Linked DNA regions of Mus musculus: region 2 is linked to region 1. Evidence: chromatin loops called from intact Hi-C (ENCODE). Cell type or tissue: heart. All regions are shown on one strand. Links, peaks and the distances in the headings refer to the core of each region. The heading gives the core; the rest is flanking DNA.

Region 1 (4,408 bases), core at 221-4,220:
GCTAACAAGTTAAATGAACCAGGCACATGCATGATCCTCTTTTAATAAGGAATCTAAACTAGAGACACTTAGAGGGTGAGGTCCTATGCTAGTGATGGCCTAGAAGGGAGGCGTGGGGGAGTGGTATCATCTATTGTTGCTGTACAGCAGAGTCTACCATTAGCAATACTGTAGCATATATTTAACACTTGGTAAAAAGGTTAGATCTTAGGTGCTCTTCCCACAAAAGAAAAAATAATAAGCTTTTCTTTCTTTCTTTCTTTCTTTCTTTCTTTTTTTTTATTAACTGAAAGAGATCAGGAGAATCTTTTGAAGATCTCCAGATTTGGCTAGCTTTCTTTCCAGGCTTGAAAATATACACATAAGCCTCAATAGGAAGAAAGTCTATGTGACTGTAAGGTTCATTGCTTGCTGCGGATTGGTGTGGGCCGCTAGCATGCACCTCACTGTCAGTGTTTGTTGAGTTCAGCAGTTGATGGAAGGCCAAATCTAAGGTTGTCCTCCCTCCCCACAGCTGGTAAGCCTTCTGCGTATCAGGAGGGGCTGGGAGCCTGAGCTGGGGGGGTGGGGTGTCACAGCACAGTGATTAATGGTCTCTGGGAACTGGAAAGGAGAGTAATATACACAGCATTTCTACCCCCTGGAGTAGGAATGCAAACACCATTGTGCAAACCTGTGCATTGGCACCGACTTCTGGAAGCTGGAGAATCTCATGTACTCTTCTACCACAAATAAAACTGTCAGAGAATGACAGAGCTCAGAAGGCTGACCTTCCTGCTTAAAAAGAATAGCTCGAACACAGCGAGCCAGAAAATTAATTTTGTAGCTGTTTGAGAACTGAGTTCAATAGGTAATGAGAAGAAAAGCCTTAAACATCCAAATATTTGTTGATTCCAGCTCTACATTTGGCTTCCTAGATATGCTGAATTTCTAAACATTCCTCCTGGAAGTGGATGTAAAGGAGAACCAGCCCTTTGTAATAGAGCGACTCTCAAACTCTTCAGCCTGGTCTGGGATAGATGCAGAGGGTCACACTGCTGATGCTTTCCAGAGATGGCCGTCTTGTGTTTAGGGGGAAATCATAGCATTTTGGAATGGCTTGTACCGGTTTAGAGAGTAATTCTTAGGTAAAGTTCTTCCTCTCTCTTCTCCCGAGTGACTCTGGTTCCTAATAATAATAGTTTCCAAATGCTTAAGTGAGAAGCAAGCCATTTTAAAGTATAAATTAGGTACCCTGGAAGCTTGCAAGAAAAGAAATCTAAAGTTTGTGTGGAAAGTGTTGTACTTTAATTGCCTTTGAGAGTCATAAATGACAGGACAGAGAGTGTGTGGCACTGACAGCAGCTTCAGTGAGGACAACCGTAACTTAGGCTTTACCAGCGACCATGTGTTCATAACAACAGTTCACTTGTTTCCTGACCCACAGTTCATACCACTCTTTATTGTCACTCATTTTCTGTACTGTCTAATTTATAACGGATTTTCAGAAATGATTTTTTAAAATTTTTTCCATAATATAAAGAGAATAAAATATTGATTCATGGGAAATAAAACCATGCTTCAAATTGTTTTTCTTTTTGTTTTATTTTTTAGAATGTCACTATGAATTACGTTTAAATTGCTATGATCTGAATTAAGACAGCATCGGCTGGATTAAGCCCTGACTTTGGTTTCCAGGCGGTTATACTTTTAAACTACATTTGCAAGGGTTTATTTTTAGTCAGGATGTGGTTATTTTTAGACGTGCTTCTGTGTCACTAGGAAATGTAATGCCTGTCTTTCCATTGTTGTTTACCAGGAAGTCCTGGGGTACAGGCTATTAAATCAGCTCACATAGGAACACTGCCTCTCCTGGCAGATAAAACTGTGAAACGGTATGTGGAGAAAGATCTCCTTTGCAAACATGCCTCGGTCTGAATCTCTACTACCATTTTATCCTCTTGAATACTGGGCGCTAGGACAAGGTTTTTAGGGAATGCCAAAATACAAGGTTTGGGTCCCCTGCTGGTGTGCATCCCAGGCTCCTATACAATCCAGGGAAGTCACAAGGCCTGGGACAGAGATGGGACAGTAGTGTGAGAGCCAACGGTGAGAGAGGAAAGGGGGCACTGTGCTTTCCCTTGAAATATAAAAAATTGTATTTTGTACATTAGAAAAAAAACCCAAGTCTTGATACTGTAGTGTTTCTCTTTAATGTTGTTGCCTGTGATAAGCTGCTTATCACATTGCTTCTCAAGTGCTTGGTGCTGTAATCGGAGGGACAATAAACAGCACTGGACCCACAAAAGCAGCTCAGGCCCTGACGAGCATGCAGAGCCACCATTGTCACAGTAGATTAAAGAGCTGGCATTACAGCTGCCTGATTCCTGTTCAGTGTTTCAGAAGGTGGCGTGCTGTCCTGTCATTGTGTCTGTCCGTTTACCATTGCTCCTTTTTACTTTGTCGTGGGTATGGTTAAGACAGGTCTTTCTTTTCTTTTAGTAAATGCCAAGTCATATTAATGGCTCAGTTTGAAAAAGAAAAATTTTAATTGACTCCTAAAAGTCACCTCTGAACTTTGTATTATGTTTGCATTTTAAAAGCCTATTCACTCAAATTAAAATAATTGTATTTTCAAATTGCCTTTCAGTAATGCCGTCAACCTTTTAAGCAATGTTCCAGTCTCTTGTTTGGATGTTCTCATTTGTCCATTAACCCATGAAGAAACAGCCCAAGAGGCAGCAACTCTAGATGAACTGCCCAGTGATAAAACAACGGAGAAAGACACAGCTTTGAAAAACAGTACCATGGTATACAATGGCATGAATATGGAGGCCATTCACGTTTTACTCAATTTTATGGAGAAGAGAATTGATAAGGTAAGCTGCTGGAGTGGGAAGGCGCACCTAAGCCCTATGTGCCCCGCATAGAGATGACACAGCATGAGCGCACAGCTTGTCCTTGGTGCTTGGCATGCTATATAGTTCTACTTCTCCAAGAACATTACCATGATAATGACACATTGGAAGAAACCAAGGAATTTATGTAATGTTCAAATTGTATTTTACACCAAATTTATAACTAATGTCTGAAAGTAAAGGAAAAATTAGCTGCCCTGTAAATGTCAGAAGTAAAAACTAACCTCTCCAAATGACATGTTCAAAGTATTTTGTCTTCAAATTTCTCTAGTCTGTCACTCAGTTTCTCCTGAAAGGCAGCAGTGTCACATAGATGGGTCTCAAAATCCTTTGCTTCTTTGAAGCACATTGGCTGGGCTTGTGTAAACCCTAGGAGAAAAATGTAGGAAGAAGCAGGAAAGATAAAACCACATAGTAAAATGAAGATAACTTATGGAAATATTACATAAAGTAACTTTTAAAGTCATTTGTAAACGTTGGTATCCTCCCCCCTTTCCCCTCCCTCCCCTCAAGAAAGTCTTCCTATTCTCAGATGACATGGAGGAGAGCCCCAGCCTTAGGAACTGAACTAATATGGCATGCATGGTTTTCTTTATAGGGAAGCAGCTATAGAGAGGGTCTAACTCCAGTTCTCAGCTTATTAACAGAATGTTCCCGAGCCCATCGGAACATCCGAAAATTTCTCAAAGATCAGGTAATTGCTTACATCTTAAAGTTAAAACTTTGTATATATGTTGTTAACATAGAACTAATAAAGTCTCGTGATAGTTTTCTTTCAGAAGATCAGAAACCTTCCAGCCAGAAGTAAATGATCTTGTGCACATTGTTATTCATTCATTTAACCAGCAAATGTTTACTGGGGTCTCTGTGCTGTGTGCTGTGTTGCTCTGCGTGCTCCACACTGAGCTTGTTACTCTCATGGGCTTTGCCTTACAGGAGGTGATGAAAAGAGTACCTGTATAACTTAGCGCATGGGAAGTGTCCTAAAGAAAACAGAGGGACAGAAAGGAGAGTTGTGACACAGGAGCACCTCCTTGTACAGGTGACAGTGAGCAGAAAGTTGGGTAAATAGCAAGTGTCTCTGAGAATGTTGAAGAGGATCTATCAGAGAGAAGACATTTAGTGTTCTCAGACGCAGGAAACAAGGCAGCTAATGTGACAGAAGACAGAAGGGAGAGGCTGTCAGTGCGGTGGTGGACGAGTGGCAAGCGTGGATAACACTTTGGATTCTCTCAGAATAAGATGAGAAAGCACTGGAGTGCTTTCAGGGGCTTGATAGGAGGACCTCATGTGGGTTGAGAAGACTTGAGATGCTGTGTGTGGGAGGAGAGTGGAGGATGAGGGGTGGCTGCCACAACACACAGTGAGAGCAGTCCTGGCAACTAAAGGCGTTGCAGGCATGGCAGTGGCCAGAGTTCATCCTTTGAGTATGTCTTGAAAGTGCGGCTCACATAGTGCACTGAGAGAGAGATGGGGCATTAGCTGAGAAGAAGCAGTGAGCTCTGAACTGC
Region 2 (4,408 bases), core at 179-4,178, 130 kb before region 1:
ATGGATGTCTGCAGAGCAATTAGCCAGAAGGGAAGAATGCCTGGGGGATTCTGAGCCAGCTTAAAATCAAACGCGTCTGAGGAATGAAACAAGCCAAAGCCATTGGGAGGTTCTGAAACTCACGTATTGAGCATTTACTAAGCACTGGGCTCTGTACACACACACACACACACACACACACACACACACACACATACACACATCTGCATGCACACATTTCACAAGGATTCTTTAAGGTAGAGGTTATTATCATTTCTATTTTAAAGTTTTTTATTTTTAAGGATGAGTATGTGTGGGCGTCTGTGGGTGGGTATGTGCACATGAGTGCAAGTCCTTGCAGAGGCCAGAAGGGGGTGTTGGGCTCCTTGGAACTGTGGACTGCCAGACATGGGAATCAAACTCAGGTCCTTCTGCAAAGGACAGGACATTCTTTTAATAGTTGAGCCATCTCTCCAGCCCCTCATTCCCATTTTGTAAATAGGGGTGTGCCTTGTGAATGCAAATGCATCCACCTCACAAGTGGCAGAGCCAAGATGTAATCCAGGTCCCCTTGTCTCCCCAGTGCCACCGCATAAACGTTTCATTATATCACCTCACCAAAAACACCATCTCAGTAAACACCAACGAAGGAGGCCTGCTGGTGCATCCCTACTTTGGCAGACGGCCTCCTCTCTGGACTTCTTTCAGGAGCATGGTTGTCCAAGCCACAGTAATTATGATAGTCTCCTCTGGACAGGGATCAGAACCTTATCTTTTCAGTCCACAGCAAGACCAAGCTTTCCCAAGTCCCAACTCTGAGCAAGCAGGGTCTTTGCTCTCACACACGCTATATTCAAGTAGCAAGAGAGGCAATTGGTACTCAGTGAGGAAGCGCTCTGGCTGCACTCAGACAGAAGCCTTCCAGTAGAACCTGGAGACGCAAGAGACAACTGTTGCTACTGGACACTGGTTGGTCCCAGGAGGTCTCTGAGCAGGGGCATCTTGTTCAGAAGCCCCAAATGTCATCTGCAGAGATGGAAGCAAGTCTGTGAGATGTGGGTGAACTTCCTGTAGTGAGATGTGGGGGTGGAAAGAGGCCAACTCATAGGGACAAAATCGGGATGGTACACAAGGCCTAGTTACAGGACTGAAGGTGGGTTTGGCTCCAAGTGTGATGGCGGTCTCAAGGGAGAATGGTCTATTTTAGAGCTTCCTGGGATTTCCTGTGTTGTGAATAAGAGGAGATAAAGCATGGTAGCCCGGTGAGATTTCCCACTGAGCCCCTCAGGGTCTGAGCCCCACAACTGCCAATGTACTGTCCACCTGCCCCCTCCCCCACCCCAACACCAGGAGTCTGTGCCATTGTGTTCCCAAAGACTCCTAGCCAGTCTTTGCACCGGCACCGGCTTGCTTCCCCTTTCAGTCCTGGTACACCACTGCTCCTGATGGGTTCTTGTGTCGCCCTTACAGATCATAAGGCAGCAGTTTCCTCAGCTAACCACCAGAAGACTCGGGACCCGAGGACAGTCAAAGTAAGCACGGAACAGCCACAATGCCTTCATTCACAGCATCTGTCTCTGGACCTCGAGGCCAGACCCCAGGATGCTCCTCAGGAGCATGGTCTGCAGGCCCGTGGGGAGGTCTGTGCCTAGAGTGGGGGACTGTGGAGGAGGTCTATGACAGCCAGCTTCTCTCTCAGCACCCTTGAGAGGGAGAGGAGAGAGAGGGAGAGAGCCTGGCCATCCAAAAACCTTTGGCCCAGCTGCTCGATGCCATCTGACTCTGTGCCTCCTTGTCCTCGGTTGTCCTCTGTAAAGCAATCTTTACATATTTCCAAGGAGCCCTGTGATCTCTCAGACCATTTCCAGGTTGCTTGGAGTGTTGAAGTAACCTCTGCTCTGAGAGCATACAGTGGGCCACAGGCACAGACCAGCTCCAACAACGTGGGGGGATGGGCACGTGTTTCCTCCCCCTCTGGCTCTGTGGTTCCTTCCAGCCAGCCAACACTTGAGGAGACAGAGGTCCTGCTCTGCAAGCTCAAGCTCACCACAATCCTCTTGTCTGGACCTCTCGCATGAGATCATAGTCCTGAACCATCACGCCTGGCTTGCCAGGGACGTTCTGATATGTAAGACAGACATGAAAAGAAGACTCAATGTTTCACATCATAGCAGAGAGTAAGAAAAGGGGAGGGAGAGGCACGGGGAAGATCTTTTGGAGGAGATGATGGTAAAGAGCAGAGGAAGTGAAGTCGTCCCCCCCCCCCCCCCCCCCCCGAGAATTCCTGTCTCCCAGGTGTGTATCAGAAAGGGGGGCTCAGCCCGTCCTACTCCATCAAAGATACACAGCAGTTGCCTCTCAGGATAGTTTAGAAACTTTCAGGGGTCAGGAAGTGTCACTTGGAAGAGAGGTGGCCACACAAGTGTGGCCAACCCAGTTCAACAGCTCCCTTTCCTGGGAGACTTCTAAGAACCTTTATCATGCTAATGTGCACCTTGACTCCACTAGAGGGTGCCTTCTTCTTATGCGGCATTCTAGACCTTTGACAACTGTAAGTGAGAAGGCAGCACAGTGAGCCAGCAAACCCGAAAACCTCTTCAAAAGGAAGGAACATCACATCTCCACATAGGTTGCAGAAGTCATGTCTGGACAGAGGGGGTTAGGGGTTCAGCGTTGTGGAGGGGGAGGGTTGGAAGCACACCCACACACTATTACCCCAGAGACAGAGCCACTGAGCAGTAGAACTTGGGTTTTTGTTGTGGAAGGGAAGGGAAGAAAACAGATGATCAAAGTTGGGAAAACCCTGTTATTGGTAAACTCTGAAAATAAGACTGTGTGTGTGTCTGAATCTATGTGTATATATCTGTGTGTGTGTCTATGTGTTTGTATGTCTGTGTCTATGTGTATATGTGCCTGTGTGTCTATATATTTGTGTATAGGTGTCTATGCATATGTGTGTGTGTGTATCTATTTTTATTTGTGTCTATGTCTCTGCATATGTCTATCTGTGTCTATATGTGTATCTCTCTCTCTCTCTCTCTCTCTCTCTCTCTCTCTCTCTCTGTGTGTGTGTGTGTGTGTGTTTATCAGAAGCTCTTGAGAGAAATTCCAAAGGACTGTCCAGAAAATTTTTGAACAAAGGACATCTTGAGATAATTTCTCAGTGATTTCTTTCCCAGGGTGACTACACTGAAGAACAAACTACTTCATTTATAAAGAAAAAGTCTGGTGTTTTGTTTAAAAGCAAGGTTGTAAGAATAGAGTGCAAAAATCTTTTTTTTTCTTTTTTTTTATTATTATTAGGTATTTTCCTCGTTTACATTTTCAATCTTTTTTTTTTTTAATTGTTTGCTGGTGATCAAAAGTGGATAATTCAAAATCTCGGTCGAACCAGATTTAAGCTACTCCAGGTGACATCTTTCAGTCTTCCCAGGATTTTGGAGTCTGAGGCAGGAGTGTGAGGCCACATGTTTAAAAGCCAGCCACCTGAGTTACATAGCAAGACCTTGTCAAGGTGGGGAAGAAGATGAATACAAAGATGCTGGATAAATAGGAAAGTATGGAAATGTTTGTCTAGCCTGTGGTCTTTGGAAAACCACTGGCTCCAATATGCAGTTTCTGATTTCTAAGGAGAATAGGAATGGTAGAAAGAGTTGGTAAATGTGGAGAACCAGAAAGGGTAGAAATAGAAGGAGCATGCACTTGGAGAACAGTCCCCTCTGAGGAAAGCCTGGTTTCTGTTCCTCTTTTTCTTTCACCTACATGGTGGCAAATTAGGCATCATCCATTTTTAAAGTTCTACACACAGCCATATTCTACTGTCTCCACGAGGACCCCCCATGCCCAGCCAATCTAAAGGCAATGGGATGTTTCAAGCTGCAAACTGAGTCTCCAGGCTGCAGCGTGGCCTGTCAACATCCCTCAGCAAGTCCACTCCTATAGATGAGACATAGGTATGTCTAGCAAGGAGTGCTGACTCTCCCTTCAGAACCTAAGTAGCAAAACCAAGACGGGACCAGACCAGAATAGTGTAGCTTTCCTGTAATTGAAGATCTATGCTACATGCATAGATTAACCAGGAAATAAATGGTTCTATCTTATGATAATGTAACTATCTCATAATGTCATATTAAGATATGGCTGTCTTGACCTTAAGTTATAAGAAACATTTTAAAGCTAAGGGGGTATGCTATATAACTGTCTTTCCACCACAAGGTACCTCTGGAGTCCCTGGAACCAGCCCCTCCCCCACAGATTGCCCACAGACGGAAAGGCAGTTATGTGACAGTTGAGAAGTAGAAGGCCCAGACGGTAGATATTAGCTCAACACAAAGAACTTTCTGGTAACTACATCGGCTGAAAATGAACTGGGCTGCCTTCGGAGGGCCTGAGTTCTTCATCCCAGGAGGCATGAAGATGGAGGCAAGCT

What was found. Peaks named below come from ENCODE experiments on the same cell type or tissue, not always from the same donor. Only the 100,000 strongest peaks of a DNase experiment are listed, where the experiment ranks them.
Region 2: a loop joins it to region 1, with 2.2 times the contacts of the local background. A loop is called at or near these places in 2 of 42 quality-filtered maps.

Annotation. Positions count from the first base shown.
Region 1 is chr10:84,967,234-84,971,641 of GRCm38, forward strand. It overlaps Ric8b (RIC8 guanine nucleotide exchange factor B), which reads left to right. Exons shown (of 10, transcript NM_183172.2): 5 at 2,630-2,858; 6 at 3,496-3,591. It overlaps Gm34633 (a long non-coding RNA gene), which reads right to left. Exons shown (of 3, transcript XR_003948930.1): 3 at 3,139-3,266. Among named protein-coding and RNA genes, the nearest start is that of Gm34633, 35 kb to the right of the region's middle. In heart, for the core only: a CTCF peak has its summit at 1,848; a DNase peak (open chromatin) is centred at 668; H3K4me3 peaks cover 598 bases; H3K27ac peaks cover 2,723 bases.
Region 2 is chr10:84,833,844-84,838,251 of GRCm38, forward strand. Rfx4 (regulatory factor X, 4 (influences HLA class II expression)) reads left to right here. Exons shown (of 18, transcript NM_001024918.1): 5 at 1,450-1,511. All of the region lies in intron 2 of Gm40728 (a long non-coding RNA gene), which reads right to left. Among named protein-coding and RNA genes, the nearest start is that of Gm40728, 27 kb to the right of the region's middle. In heart, for the core only: a CTCF peak has its summit at 2,486 (motif pointing right); no DNase peak of the experiment used is centred there.